Regions from separate parts of the Mus musculus genome. Here region 2 is linked to region 1. Evidence: chromatin contacts called from ENCODE Hi-C or POLR2A ChIA-PET data. All regions are on one chromosome and are shown on one strand. The core of a region is the stretch at or near the end of the contact, and the rest is flanking DNA. Distances in the headings are between cores, read along the strand shown. Region 1 holds the start of Gas1 (growth arrest specific 1). Region 2 has its middle 61 kb from the start of Gm5084.

The links. A loop is a pair of places that touch in the nucleus more often than their neighbours do. ChIA-PET counts read pairs that join two places held with the same protein, here RNA polymerase II (POLR2A).
Region 2: POLR2A ChIA-PET joins it to region 1 with 12 read pairs in embryonic stem cell. The contact joins the enhancer-like site here to the promoter of Gas1 in region 1. A Hi-C loop is called at or near these places in 1 of 37 maps with a recorded cell type or tissue (heart). POLR2A ChIA-PET finds 5 or more read pairs at or near these places in 2 of 5 experiments (Patski and embryonic stem cell).

What each region holds. Positions count from the first base shown.
Region 1 is chr13:60,172,552-60,180,367 of GRCm38, forward strand. It overlaps Gas1 (growth arrest specific 1), which reads right to left and starts at 4,984. Exons shown (of 1, transcript NM_008086.2): 1 at 1,854-4,984. The coding sequence starts at 4,390. The coding sequence ends at 3,236.
Region 2 is chr13:60,262,863-60,270,678 of GRCm38, forward strand. No RefSeq gene overlaps it. Among named protein-coding and RNA genes, the nearest start is that of Gm5084, 61 kb to the left of the region's middle. Within about 2 kb of position 5,015, at least 2 of the 3 ENCODE cell types and tissues checked have a DNase peak (open chromatin) inside an H3K27ac peak, as active enhancers do; they include heart, where a contact is called at or near this core.

The DNA of each region.
Region 1 (7,816 bases), core at 3,734-6,233:
CTCCCTGGAGACACCGAGATATTGCAGATGTCAACATCTGCAAAAATCTTTTCTGTCTAGAAGCAGATGGCTGATGGGTGGTATAAAGATGCCACACTCTTGAAGCCCACTGCCCTGGCAGGATCTTTGCAGTCTGCTCTGACATCCACCAGGTCTTTCCAGAGGCTGGGCACACGGGGCTGCAGCCTTTGCTTTTTTTAAGGGAGAAGGCATAAAGTCCCCTCTGGCCGAGGGTGAGCTGAGACGATTTATTCTAGGCAGATGCTTCTGACAGGGCTCTGTAAAAATCAAGTTGTGAGTTTATTGTTAACAGTTAGTTGTCGGGCCTTTCCTGGTGCTGCCTTTGACTTATTACTGGGGGAAGCTGGACCTTTTACTGTGACAAAGACTTAACTTTTAGTGGGGAATGTGTTAAAATAGCAGCGGTGGAGATTTAAACACATTTAAGCAAAAGAGCAGGAGCACTACTAACCTGTAGTCTCTTCATTTTTTTTAAAAGCAGTTGATTTCCCTTACAAGCCTCTAGAATATTCTTTGTTCTGTTCTAAAACCAACCAACCAACCAACCAACCAAACAACCAACCAACCAAACAAACAAACAAACAAACAAACAAACAAAAAACTGTTCTAGGCTTTGTCTTAGTATTATCTTTACTGAACTATCAGTCACTTTCCTGGGCTCCATGCTGATGACAGCTACAGGGTGGGGGTGGATCTTGGTTTTGGGGACCTGAAGAGGGGTTTGGACTCCCTCCCTAATAGCTGGGAAAAGAGAGAGGCTTGAAAAAAAAAGCCTCAGAAGTAGGGGTGGGAGCAGGTGGGAAAGGGCACAATTTGGTTAATTACCTCAGGCAGCAGAGAAATCTAGTTGTTTTCTCAGCCCATGCTAATATCAAATAAAGAGACACCAGATCTTGCTAATCTGTCGACCCCCTCAGACAAAGTTTATTTGTGGTGACTTTTTAAACTCCCGACTTGCCTTCCAATCACCGAGTTTAAAATGAAAAGCTTTAAATAAACACCAGGAATAGAAGATAAATAAACTTTTTTTCCCCCTTGCAAGTGCCTAGCCTGCCGAGGTTCAGGCTCAAATCCCCAGAGGACAGAGTGCTCTCTTTTGTGTTAATGTTTAAAAGATTTTCCAATGCTGGAGTTTATTCCTACTGCAAACATTTCTATTTACAAGGTCAAGTGTATCAGCACTCGACACAGCTTAAGAGTGTAATTATTTATGTAAGGGCGTTTGAGTGTGTGTGTATCAGGAGCTTGGCGGAAGCCCAGCCTTCAATCCACTGTTCAACAGCTCCTCAGGACAATATTACCAGTCCTGGTGATTACTCCCCTCCACGCCGTGTTTACTTTTGCACGCCTCAATGTTTTGTAACAAAATTTTGTATTTTTTTTTTCACCAAAAGTGTGAAAATGGCTTTGAAGTATTGAGTCTCAGAGGCTTCCTAGACCTATTGGGAACAGATGTTATTGGCATGTTTGATTGAATGAGAAGGCAGAGAGGACACTCCTGGGGGTCAGGAGAAAAGGGGAGGGGGGTGCACAGGGTGGGTCTCCCAGGGAGGGGGAGGCTATCCTCACACAAGAGACAGAGTATTTTGTGAATTTTCTTCACAAATGACAACAGCAGCAGAGGCCAGTTACAAATTCTTTTTAGCTGCCCCATTTACGGACGTCTAATTGTTCATTAAATTAAAGGCAGCATTAGCTCACACTCTGCCTTGTGCTGCGTTTTAATCTCACTTGAAGCTGGATGGACTTCCAGTGCCCCCTCCCTCCACAGCCCTCCCACCTCATCACTGGGTTAAATGCAGTGTAACTGTCGAAAGCAACTGCACCATAGACACTGTTTAAACTCTTTACTGGTGTGTGCATTTTTAATAAAACAACCAAAAATACACAAAGTCATAGTTTTTTTTTTTTAAACACGGGATTTAAAAAAATGATGTCTATAAAAATACAATGTTTAAGGCAGTTTGGAAATGCATTTATACATTTCTACAATGTCCATAAATTCTCTTGAAAATAAGAACGTTACTTCAAATCTGTAAAATACACTGTACATTCTTCTACACAGGGCACATTTCAAAATGGGCTGCGGGAGCGGGTTCCTGGTGAGCAATGTATTCTATACATTTCTTGGATGGGCTGCAGGAGTGGATTCCTCATGACCAATGTATTCTATACATTTCTTGGATAGGGGAGATACAACAATGATGCAGATTTAAAACTTTTAATTTCTTTTTTTAAAAATAAATTATTTTCTGAAGCATACAATTTATAAAAAATTCTATATACAAAGTACAGCAACTGGTAAGAAACCCCAGTTTTAATACAGTTTATATACGACGTACCAGGGTGGAAGACCCTGATAGGGGCAGAGGTAATATTCAATCTCTGCATATTCAAATTTAGAATTTCTTGGTGGAGGGAAAAAAAAAAAAGGACAACAGAACAAACATCATAGAGGTTTTCCTAGATGGCAGTACCGAGCTTTAGGATAAAAAACATGCATTGTTCAACACCATGGTAACTTTTTTTCTTCTTTTGGATCCTTAATTCTAAGACACGTGGTGCAGAGGGATCAGAATGGTGGCAGGAAAATTAAAGGTGAAGGGTTAGGAATATAATGCAGTTGTAATTTCGGGGAAGCCCCTCCCCCCCCCAAAGGCAATCGCCAGCTCCACACTGAGCATTACCGATGGATAGATACACCAAGAGCACAGGAATGAATCGGTAAGGGGAACTTTTCTATTTACTTACGATTGCTGTGTTTCTCAGTGGTCACAAGCAATTTAAGTCGTTACCAGTACTATGTGTTCCCTCACCGGAAAACAGTTTAAAAACAAAACAAACAGACAAATAAAAACCCGGCCCCTTTGCAAACCTAATTCCCTCAACATCCCTTCTCCAAGTCCATTGGAACTTGAAAGACCCCCACCGTTCAGCACTCTGAGTCTAGGCCTCCTTTGCTTTTGCAGGGTGTCCCGAATTCTGCAGATTAGAGCTGGCAGTATAGATCAGCCGGTTATCTCTGCAGCCTGGAAAACCGCACAGAAGAGGGCCGAACATGTTGGCTGCGGTACGAGCTGGGCCCTGTCCACCCAGGAAGAGTGTGGGTCAGTGTTCCCGACCATCTCCGGTCTCCGAGCCACAGGTGCCCTGCTCGGGAACCAGCTGGGTCGTGCATACCGGCCTGGAGCAGCCTGCAGCAGGGGCGCAGGAGCTACAAGTGTGACCCGAGCAGCAGGAGCAACAGCAGCAGCAAACAGGCAAACGGGGTCCAGGCGCTTCGATTCGCCCAGTGGCCTCCACTGCCGCTGCTGCTGCTCCTGCGCCCGGGACCGTGGGGCAAGTCTCCGCGGCCGCCCGCCGCAGCAGCGCCGCCGCCCGGGCGCGCAAGGCCGTCGTCGTCGTCCAGGGGTTGCTCGCCGCCCGCGGCCCCAGCGCGCTGCTCGTCGTCATATTCTTCGTCGTAGTAGTCGTCCAGGCCCCCGTCCGAGCCGCTGCTGCCCGGACCGTTGCTCGCATCTGGGCCGAAGCACAGGCGGGCCATGTTCTCTTTGACCGATTCGCAGATGGGCCGCTCCAGCCCATCGCACACGCAGTCGTTGAGCAGCGCCGCCTTGGGCACGGCCAGCATGTCCTCGATGACCGCGCGGCACTCGTCTGTGCAGCGCAGCCCGTTGAAAAGCTTGCCGCAGTAGGCCAGGTAGCGGCTGAGCGCCAGGTTGCAGCGGCTGTCCCGGTCGCAGCGCCGCCGGGCCTCAGTGCAGCCCATGACCGAGCCCGCTCCCGCGCCCGGGCCCACGCTGCTGGTGCGCGGCAGACAGGGCTCGATGGCGCGCTTGGTGGACCTGCAGTGTTCGTCCTGCGCGCAGTCGCAGTCCTCCAGCGCGGGCCCGCGGCGCGTGTGGTTGAGCTGGATAAGCGCCGAGATGCAGTGGCTCGGGCAGCGCCAGCGCGGCGAGGACGCGGCCGAGGCGGGGAAGGCGCCGGCGGGCCCCGGAGCATCAGCCCCGCCGCGCTGCGCTAGCACCGGCGCACAAGCCTCGGCGTACTGGCTGTAGGCGTAGCTGCAGTCGGGCTCGCCCTGACACTGCAGCAGCGCCTGCCAGCAGATGAGGCGGCGGCCGTGCGCTAGCCCCGAGCCCCGCGGTGCCGAGCACAGCAGCTGCAGCAGCGCCATCAGGCACAGCAAGGCGCCCGGCAAGGTCCCCGTGCGGGCCCCGGCGCCGCCCAGCAGCGCGGCTAGCATCGCGGGCAGCAGCGGCCGCCGGACGCGGTGCGGAGCGGAGACGAGGCTCGGGTGGCGGCCGCGGGGCCGCTGGAAAAGTTTGTCCGAGTTCCGCGCACTTCTGGCATGGGCGTCCTCATCCATCCATGCCGGCGGCCCCGCGGCTGGTAAAGGCGGGTGTTCGCTCCGGCACCGCGGCCGGGGCTCCCTGAGAAGCGCGGCGACGCAGGTCCGGGTCCGGTAGACGGTTGGAGGCGCTCAGTGCCGTTCCGGGGGGACGCGGCGAAGCTGCAGGAGCGCGCGGCGCCGGGGGTGCATGGTGCTAGGCGCCTGCAGACAGTCGTGCGGCCGGCGGCTCCTCGGTTCCCGGCTCAGCGGCGCGTAGCACTTCGCAGCTCTGGCATCCCGCCTTCCCGCGGCCAGGACGCTTGGTCCCCTCCCCCTCTACCCCGGTCTGGGCCGCGCTCCGGGAAGTTCTGGGCGCCAGGCGCAGGGAGGACCCCGAAACTCGGAGCGTTTCTCTGCTCCGAGACCCGGAGCTTGGGGAGCGGATCCGCGGAGCCCGGCTGCGGACTAGCTCGCCGCGAGGCTTTAAATACAAAAGTGGGCCGGGAGCCCCCGTGTGGTGCCGCGGCGCCCCCTCATTATGCATGCATAGAAAAGCAAACAAACAAAAACATTAGCAACGCTCCTCCGGCTCGCCGAGCCCTGGCCCCGCGCGCTCCAGGCTTGCCCGCTTTCTCCTTTCTCCACTCTCCGGCGCCCTTTGCTCGGCCCCCTTCCCCGGCTTTGCGAGCTGCTATTGGTCCAGCCTGTTGTTGTTGAAACTTTTTTTTTTTTTTCCGAGCCGCTGGAGTGGGGCTGCAGAGTGGGGGAGGGCGGTGGGCAGCTCACATTCAGGCATTCAGGGCTTGAAAGGAACGGCTTAGGGAGCCTGACACAGGCCCAGCTCCTCCCACTCTTCAGGAGGCTGGGATACCGAACCCCAGCTCGCGCACAGAGCCAGCGGGCAGGGCTTAGGGCCAGCTGCCTGCATCCGGCTCAGCCACCGGCCTTTTTGTTCCCTTCCTCCGCCCCCTTTTTGTTTGGGTGGGGGGACACTTTTATTAATTCTTACTGATCCCCCATCTTTGCATCCGAGAAAGTTCGAAAGTCACTTTAATTTTCAGGCTCCTCATCTCTGAGTTCTGATCACCTCGGGGGGTATAGCGAAGGCAGGGAGTTTTGAGAATTCATTGTAAGACTTTAAAAACTTAGACACAGATTGCGCGCGCGGGCACACACGGGTTCTCTCTCTCTCTCTCTGTCTCTGTCTCTGTCTGTCTCTCTCTGTCTCTCTCTCTGTCTGTCTCTCTCTCTGTCTCTCTCTGTCTGTCTCTCTCTCTGTCTCTCTCTCTCTCTCTCTCTCTCTCTCTCTCTCTCTCTCTCTCTCTCTCTCTCTCTCACACACACACACACACACCGAGCCACCATCACAACCACGACCTCTACCACCACCACAAGAAGGACACTTTCCACCAGCTTTCAGTCCCCCTTTCCGGCAGGTAAGGCCCTCGCACTGGACATCGTTTTCAAACTAAGAAATCCAAAGAACTGAAACTATTTCTTTACTCACGATTTTTTTTTTTAAATACGAACGGCAATGACAAATCTTAGCATTAAAAACCCTGGGAATGCTGAGCGCTACCACCTGGCTGCAGTTACAGCACAGAGGACGAGGGTAAATTGACCCGCTACGTGCTTTAAACTGCACGTTTCAGTTCCTCGCTGTGTTTAAAGCAAAAGCCACCAGCAGAGCGGGCTTTGCAGTCAGAGCAGGACTCTCTCAAGCGACCTTAACTGTGGCGCAATGCAGCTTTTGGCCACTAGAGGCACCGCGAGTCTGTGGCCTGTCAAAAACTGGCTCCTTCCTCTCCCCTTTCCATGGTGAGACTATCAACTCAGTCTGTCACAAAATTTAAGGCTAAATCGCTGCTGAAGCAAAGGAAGCCCCAGCTGCAGTGCGTTCAGAAAGTGGACTGTCCACCTCTCCAAAGAGTTAAAGAGTTTGAAAGGGCGAGAGTGAGGGCCTGACGGATTAACCTGGCTTTTGGGAAAAGCTGGCTGCCTAGGCTGAGGAAGCTGTCTCTGAAACCTCACAGGATGAGAGAGGCAGACTGAGCTGTGTGAAGCCACCGTGCTCCTACCCTAACCCTAATTCATGGTTAGGACCATGAATTTAGTAATAGAAAACAAACGCAAATCTATCCTTAAAAACTAGCCAGATGTGGTACAGCAAGCCTGTTTATCCCAGGCAGAAGCGGGAGGATCGCTGCAAGTTTAAGGACAGCTAGTTAGATCCTGAGAGCTCCAGGCCACTTGCTTTGAGGTCAGATTGCTCACTTGCTAAGGTCCTTTTTTATCCTTAACAATCTGTGATCCTGAGCTCCTAAGAAGAAAGCCAGCCCTGGGATGCATCTTCTGGCTTCTTTAGAGAGCTCTCAAGACACCCTGCAGGAGAATCATCTGGAGACCTTGTGTTCATATCTGGATTCCTAACTCTTTGAATCTCTGACAGCTAAAACCCTGGAGGGCCTGAAAGTCTGCATTTCCAACAAGATTTAAGGCGGTGTGTGTGTGTGTGTGTGTGTGTGTGTGTGTGCGTGCGTGTGTGTGCGTGTGTGTGTGTGCGCGCGCGCGCGTGTGTGTGTGTGCGTGTGCGTGTGTGTGCATGTGCGTGCGTGCGCGTGTGCGTGTGCGCGCGTGCGTGTGTGCGTGCGTGCGTGTGTGTGTGTGTGTGTGTGTGTGTGTGTGTGTGTGTGTGTGTGTATGCGCGCGTGCGTGCAGTGTTACTGATGCTTCAGAGCTGCTTACTGGGGGAATGTTCTGACTGTGTTTGTTCTAAAGGTTACAAATAGTTCACCTTTGCTGGTCACATGAATCCATCTTAGCCTTGATTCAGGTCTCAGTGGGAGCTAAGGGAGGTCACGAGTGCTCATCCTGAAGACATCTTTACAGACTCATGGCCTTGACGTGGAAGGCCAGAGGAACAGGCAGCCACAGCAGGCTGTGTGCATTCCCCTCTTTCAAATATAGGCTTTCCTGGGTCCTGGGCTTTCACTCTTTAAGGACACCATGTCTATGGATTCTCCGTTCCCTCCTTCCTTCCCTGTCCCTTCTCTCCCTCCTCCCCTCTCCCGTTTCTCCCTCCCTCCTTCCCTTCCTCCTTCTTCCCCCTCCCTTCCTCCCTCCCTCCTCCCCTCCCTCCCTCTTTCCATCCTTCCCCCCCCCCACCTCTCCTCTTATTGACTTCTCACTCCTGAAGTCCCACCTGGCATTTTACTCCCCAGTAGTTTCAGAGTATCAGTCCATGATTAGCATGGTGGGGAAGAGTGGTAGCAGGCAGGCATGGTGCTGGAGTGGTGGCTGAGAGCTCACATATGATCCTCAGTTGTAGACACAGGCTAGAGGAATTACAAGGAGGAATCGGAACTGGGTGAGGAATAGAACTGAAAGGGACACTTGCTCTCATGATGGTGTCTACCTTAGAGTTTCTGTAGCCATGCATAGATACCATGACCATGGCAACTC
Region 2 (7,816 bases), core at 3,765-6,264, 90 kb after region 1:
TCTGATGGCAGGACTAGAACAGCAGCTGCACCTCCAGTGAGCTATATCAGCACAGAACATGCCAGCCCTGGGCATCTATGTAGAAACATCCCTTTGAAATAGAAAGGCTTTAGCAGATAGTCCCAACATCTGTTTACCCCATTATCCATGCATCTACCATAGCAGAACTAAGCATTGATCCCCCATTTTTGGAAGGCAGCTATGCTCACCACTATACTACCAACGCAGGCTGATCCCACATTTTTTGGAGTCATTGTCTGTGATGACAGTCACTCAGGTAAAACCAAAACATGGTCTATATCTGACAAGGATCATAGGAAGTCCTTCTGTGCTTTGATATTTTCACAGCACAATATCCTCAAGATGCACACATGTCGCTACATGCGACAGACCCATTTTGCATGGCTGGATAGTATTCCATTCTGTTTCTCGGTCTCACTCATTTGTGGACTCTGAAAAGGCAGATGTCATGGAAGGATAGAGCAGAACAGCTGTGTCCAGAATCTAGAAAGGAGGCAATGGGTAAGAGACTGGTCATGCCGACTCCAGCATCCTGCTCAACGGTGAGAGTGACTATAGTTAATAGCATTGAAGTCATCTAGAAGGGTAGATCCTGAATGTGTTCACAATGAAGGGATGATCTGTGAGGAGCGGGTGTGGCAGCAGTTCCAAGATAGCGCCCGGGACTGCAGCCAAGTCTTATGACTTACACCTGACTTCCTCATACACCTGAAAATAAGCCGCATCCATCATGAGAACTGCACAGGTGCACCATGATGCAAAATTGGACCATATGACGAGTGATAATTCTGGCCAATGGACTGCTGTTACATGGACTGGACTGATGGGGCGTGGTTGAGAGGATATATAAGGGATTGTGATTGGGGGTTGTTGTTGCTTTTTCCTGGAGAGATTGGTTTCTGGAGAGAGATTCATGCATGATATTGAAAGGTTCCTGAATAAACTGCTTTGAGAAGAACGTAGTGTTGTCGCTCTTTTCTGCTGGTCGGAATCTGAGGGGACAATGATTGACGTTGGAGGCTGTATTATTCAGAGTTCTCTAGAGTCACAGAACTTATGGAATGTCTCTCTATATTGAGGAATTTATTGTGATGACTTTCAGTCTGGAGTCCAACTAACCCAACAACAATCACCTGTGAATGGGGGTCAGCTGTGAATGGGAAGTCCAAGGATCTAGTAGTTGCTCAGTCCCACAAGGCTAGTTGTTTCAGCTGCTCTTCTGTAGATGTAGGTTCCAACAGATGTGTGGCAAGTAAGTGCAAGCAGGCGAAGAAAAACAAAATTTCCTTCTTCTGATGTCTTTATGTAGGTCTCCAGCAGAAGGTGTGGCCCAGATTAAAGATGTGTACCACCACACCTGGATTTGGGATTCGTTTTGTCCCAGGCTGACCTTTAACTCAGAGATCTCTTGCCTCAGTCTCCTGAGATTAAAGGCATGTATTACCTTGCCTGGGCCTAAACTTTTCATGGCCACTATGCCTCAAAATCTCCATGCCGAGATCCAGGTCAGAAACTTGTGTCTTCTGGCTTCAAGATCTGGATCACAGGTGAGCCCTCCGATTTTGGACTGTAGTTCATTCCAGATATAGTCAAGTTGATAACCGAGAATGGCCATTACAGAGGCTGACTAATACATGTTATTTTAACATACAGGTGCTTATATGTCCACTAAAAACCTTATGAGGGCTGCAGGCATGGCTCAGCAGTTACAAGAGCATAGTGCTTCTTCCGAGGCCTGGAGTTTTGTTCCCGGTATTCCTGTCTGTCAGTTTACAACCACCTGTAACTGCTGCTCCAAAGGGATCTGATGCCCTCTTCTGGCCTCTGTGGGCACTGCACTCACGTGCACGAGCTCAGTTCACACATAATTAAATAGCAAAAACAACCCATTAAAAGCTGTTACTAAATTTCTCAAACCACAATGACTAAAGGTTAGAATTTTGCACTTCTCTGGGATGGAAGATGGTGTGAAGACCTACATGGGAAGGTCATTGTGGTGTCTCTGGGGGAAAGGTGGCAAGTTCTCCTGTCCCCATGGTGACTCTGTACAGTGTAATGACCTGCCATCACAGGGGCTTCTAAAGATTTCAGAGCTCAGTACTCTGGAAAATTAGGAAATGTTTTAGACATCCAGAATCAGTTGAAGGATAGCATAATATTGCATTGTGTGTACCATCCACTGCAAGAAAGAAACCTCACAAGCAAGGTGAGGTACCTCTCTTCATGCCCCACCCCCTCCAGCAGCAGTCCTGTCTCCTGAAGGTGGTCACTGAAAGGGACTTGTGTTTCAAAGTAGATCTTACACAGGGCTCCTTCATATCTTTGTATGGTGTGCCCGCAAACCAAATTCTATACGGTTAAATAAAGATAATAGTTATATCGTAAAGGAAAGCACTTCCTGTGTGTCTTTGTGACTGCCCAGTTCTTCATCTGTGGGATATCGTCGATTTTCCTCACTGATGGCAGATGATTTTCCTAGAATCTTGATTTGTGAACAATGTTCAAACCGGAGAGTGTGCAATGCATATATGTGTGTGTGTGTGTACATGCATGAATAGAAGGTAGACTAATAGATAAATGATAAATAGATAATGGATAGACAGATGATAGATGATAGATAGACAATGACAACTAGATAATAGGAAGATGATAGATCAGTGATCGAGAGATGTGAGGAAGACAGACTAATAGATTCTAGTGGAATATTAATTTAAAGGGAGGTTCTTCCTGCCTATAGGCACTGAGTCAGACCACACACCTTTGTTCATGTGGTGCTGGAGCTCGGGTGGCTGGAGCTCGGGTGTGGAGCCTGTGCACCAGGGACAAGCGCTTGCAACCAAGCTGCATCTGCAGAGGCCTCAACAGCTTTAAAATTTTAATAATCATCGCTGGAATTTTCTGTAAGCCATGTGCTTAGAATTGAAGTTCTCTCTCTCTCTCTCTCTCTCTCTCTCTCTCTCTCTGAAGCTGTCACTGAATCCATGCTGTTTCTAGACCTCTGTGGAGACCACAGGCTTGAAGCTTCTTTCAACAAATATCCTATGGCCTTAGGTGTGTGTGAATCTGTCAGATAGTTTAGTTTTGTTTGGCTGGTTTGTTTTGATACAAAATGGAGAGTCAGAAGAAAACTAAGTGCCTGGTGGGGGTGCTAAGGCCAGGTGTGGCCTGATTTTCTGTTTGTTTGGAGTGAGTTTCTGTCTGAAGGTCCACAGAGGCCCTTCACAGGAGAGGAACCCTCATTTGATGCTGCCTGAGCTTGGGTACTGTTGTGTCTTATAAGAAAGGAAACCAGGGATGTGTTTGGTAGAGTGAGGGATGGTGAGGTGGAAGGGGGTGCCTCTGTGGGCCCATGCTGAGGCATCCCTTCCCCCTGAGGTAACAGCCACAAGGCGATGGGTATAGCATAGAATAGAGCTTATTTAGGACATGGAGAGGGGAGTTAAGGGGGTAGCAGAGGCAGAGAGAGAGAGAGAGAGAGAGAGAGAGAGAGAGAGAGAGAGAACTAACCACACAATGATGGGTATAGGGTAGAATAGAATTTATTTAGGGCACGGGGAGTAGAGGCTAACCTTGAACACATGGAGAGAGGGGGGAGGGGAATGAGGAGAGAAGGGGCAGAGAGGAAAGAGAGGAAGGGAGTAAGAGAGTAAGGAAGAGGCAAGCAGCCCCTGTTATAGTGAGTCAGGCATATGAGTGTTGGCAGGTAACTGTAGGGTAGAGCCTAGAAGAAATGCTGATAGTTACCATACCAAAGAACAAAAAACAAAAAACGGGGAACATAGCCCCCTTCCTGCCATCTGGGGGGAGATGCAAGGCTCCGAGTTCTGCTGGTCTTCTGAGCAAGGGCATCTTAGCCTCTGCTGGTGAAAAATGGGGCAAAACAATCCTGAAGTCGAGAAGTCAGAAGTAGCTCAGAATCACACACTGATTCCCAAAGTCCCTTCCTTGGCCATGCCAGTGTGAAGGATGAAAGAAGCTGTGTGGTAGGACCCGGAGCTCTCCCTGGGGAGAGCTGACAGGAACTCCTAGGAAAGACTCAGTCATATAATTATAACAAAGCCAAACCTTGGACAAAATCGAAACAGGCAACAAATTCTTGTCTGCTGCCCTAACCTTCTGGATTCCTTGTAAACCCTGGCCCTACCTACTCTCATGGATGTTCTCTGTAAACCATAGAGCCTAGGGTTGGGGGAGGGGGATGGAGAAATAGCCTGTTAAACTCGGCCTTGAATTCCTTCTCTGCATCACCAGGTATGTATGGGGCAGCCCATCCTCAACAAACCCTTAGATGGCCCCAGGAAAAGCAAATTCTAGAAGATAAAAAAGCCGGCCGGCTAGGAGGCAGCGTTACTAAGCCCGTGGTAGACTCGTGGCAAGGTGGCAGTGCAGAGAAAAACTTTCAAAATGCTTCTTTCTTGTGCCAGAACTTGAATGGCTTAGGTAAGATCGAGGAGGAGGAGGAGGAGGAGGAGGAAGAACAAGAGGAGGAAGAGAGAGAGAGAGAGAGAGAGAGAGAGAGAGAGAGAGAGAGAGAGAGAGAGAGAATCAGTTAAGTAAACAACTAAACATTCCAGCAGGCAAACAAACAAATCTCTGGGATAAAGACCAAGGCTGGGATGCATTCAATAAAGCCTCTTTCCATCAATCAATTAATGTCATTGTTTATTTAATCAGCCCAGCCCGTGTGGCTGGCGGGAGAAATGCTCTCCTTTTCGGCTATAGCAATGCAAAAACACAGTCTAGATCCAAGGGAACCTTGCCAGAATCTAGCCCTGGATGGCTCTTTAAAGCCATGTTTTGCTTGTGTGCGCATGGTAACGTTTGCAGCTGTCGAACGTGGCTTCGGGCTGTCTGACTCCCTTGAGAGAATTTATGTGTTCCCACTTCCTTTCCTTATTAGGAGGCAGGAATCTGCAACACCTATTAGAAGAAGTATGCATAAAGGGTAATGACTGTGCGATTTATTAGTGGTCTGTTCTTCCTCACTGGAACCTTCGCCTCCTGCCGCCCTCCCCCAGGGCGCAGCCTCAGCTGAGCTGGCCTCTGCCTTCTTGGCAGCAGGTGGGCAAGAACAGCTTTCATCAAGGGGGAGACAAGACCGGTTCTCACACCAAGGCTCGGGAAAGAGACCGAAGTACCTGGGATTGGGTTTGATGGCAGAAGTATTAGGGGAGAAGCTGGGGAAAGAGCGAGAGGACAGAGGGAGAGCAAGGGAGAAAGAGAGAGAGGAGGGGGCAAGCAGCCCCTTTTATAGTGAGCGAGGCACACCTGGCTGTTCCCAGGTAACCGTGGGGCGGAGCCTAGACTAAATGCTAACGGTATTTGCGGACCAAGTGAATAAAATCAGAGTAAAGAGAGAACACAGCCATAGAAGCACCAAAGGGCTCTGGTGCTGTTGTTAATAAAATGAAAATGACAGACAAATGGGTTTGTTAAAAGCAACCGAGTGTTCCCTAGAAGCGATTTTGGCTTTCCCTTTCTGAGTTCTGAACCTAGGAGCATTTTCCCACCAGGGACTGGAAGTTATGAGTAGACATCTCTCAAGCTGCCTTTCACAAAAGTCTTCAAACGAGGAGGCAGGCACGACTATGGAGGTTAATAAAATCCACGCCATCAGCCTGGAAACTGCAGGTGGTGTCCCGCCCCTTCCTGGCGTCCCGCTAAGACCCGGCGTCCAGACAGAAAGTTCAGGAGAACGAACTGTGAGGAGCCAAATGTATTTGCTGCTAAAATCCCAACTATATTCAGGAAAGTGTAATCCATGAGTTTTGAGGTCATTTGGGTTTAGTTGATCGAGTTTCAGGACCACTCTGCTGTTTGAGTTCTGGAAGAGAAGAAGATATGTAAGGCCATGGATGGTGGCTCTGACACCAGACAGTGCAGGGCTGGCTCTGGGACCCCAGGGACAAGCATGCTTCCCCTAGAAGCACCAAGACCCTGGGGTGAGCATTTCATTTGTGCAGTTTCAGGTGAGGGAGGCCATGGCTGAGGTGCTGTGGAACCTTGGAGTATGATCTGTGTTCCAAATGGGTCATTTCAGTGAGTCTCACCTATGCTAAGGAAACCAGTGTCTCTCTACTCTGTTCAGTGTATTTACTCCTGAAATCCCAGAGACGCCTCTCTAACATCATCTACGAAGCCCACTACAGAGGATCACTTTCATGGCCTCTATCCCATCATCCAATATGTGATGGTAAGCTCCCAATGATGGGTGACCAGCCCAGCACTGTGTGCATGTCAACACGCTGACCGCCTACCCAGGGCTATGCACTTAGCTCAGAGATACTCACTTCAAACAGAATGGACAGGAAACAAAATGGGATTGAGGGGAAAAGGCCCCCGGTAGTAGATCTTCAGGAGAAAGATGAAGCCAAGGATCAGATGTGCTGATGGCTGCTCATGTCCAGTGTTCCCCCAGCTCTTCTCATTTTAAATGCACCACCAGTTTGCAAAAGCAACGACCCTGCCTCTAGGTTCCTACAGCGGGGTAGCAGAATGAGAACATTTTATTGGGTCCTCTTGTAGCTAGGCAGATCTCACCTCCAACTACACAACTCTCTCTCAGAGCTTGAGGCCCACGCTGGGTTTTGGCAGAACTGCTGGCTTTTTTTTTTTTTTTTTTTTTTTTTTTTGCACCGTCATTTCAACCCAGCCAGCCCAAAGCTGCTAATTAAAGAGGGAGTGATTTATTCCTAACTCTTCTCTTCCCTCAGGAAACATAACTCAACCCCAGGCTCAACTAGATTACCTTGCCCTATTCAATAAATTACGACCGCCTCGTTAATAGTTAATTAGAAAACCTGAAAGTCCAAGTCTGACCCTAAGGGAGGGGAGAGGTCAGCTGACCCTGATCCTCATTCGCAAGGTGTCTGAGCCGATTCTCCTTGGTGCCTCACGTGTCCCTGCACCAGCCTTAAACTGTAGCACTGACCCCACCCAAGCGTTGAACAGACAGACTGTGTCCTGCACTGAATTCTAAGTGAGCTCTTCTTTGTTAGCTGAGCAGGTGGAAAACCTGTCTTTAACCTTCTTTTAGAAGACTGTGTGTGGTGTGCGTGTATGTATGTGTTTGCATGTGTGTGTTATAAGCGTGTGCGGAGACCTGAGGACATGTGTACTCATGTTTGCATGTGTGCGTTGCATGCATGGGAGAAGGCCTGAGGTTGGCGTGGGGTGTTTTTCTCACTTCTCTTCACTATGTTTATTGAAACATGATCTCTCATGGAACCCTGAGCTCAACAGTACCGGCCAGCCTTGAGATCCAGTCTTTGACTTCAGTACTGGTATTACAGAAAGTCTACCTGTCCCCCAAATTCACATGTGTTCTGGGATCTGAACTCTATTACTCACCACTGAACCATCTTTTCAGCCCTGAATATTAAGAAAAACAAAATGTGGATATCAATTGCTCTTCAAGGTATGTGCTTCTTCAGGAGATAAACACATCATGGAGGCTTCAAGAACAAGTCTTTCTTTCTCCTTTAACAAGAGAGCAAGCCACAATGCCTGCATGTTTTTCTGGTGTAATTATCGACTAGAGGAAAGCCAGCTTCCACCAGTTCCCTCCCATTGGCTTCTGGCAGCTCCAGCCTCCTTGGTTCTCTGTAGACAGCAAATCAGCTCACAGCTGAAATGCAAGAAGCAAATGCGTAGAGAAGGGACTCAGAAGAAATGGCTTCTCTCCGGCCTGTGGCGTCTCCACCCTTTCCCATTCAGGAGGTTCAACTGATGCTCTCTGCAAATTCTCTGCTAGAGTTTTGGAACTCTTGTGCAGTCAGAGGTTCTGATAAAGTCT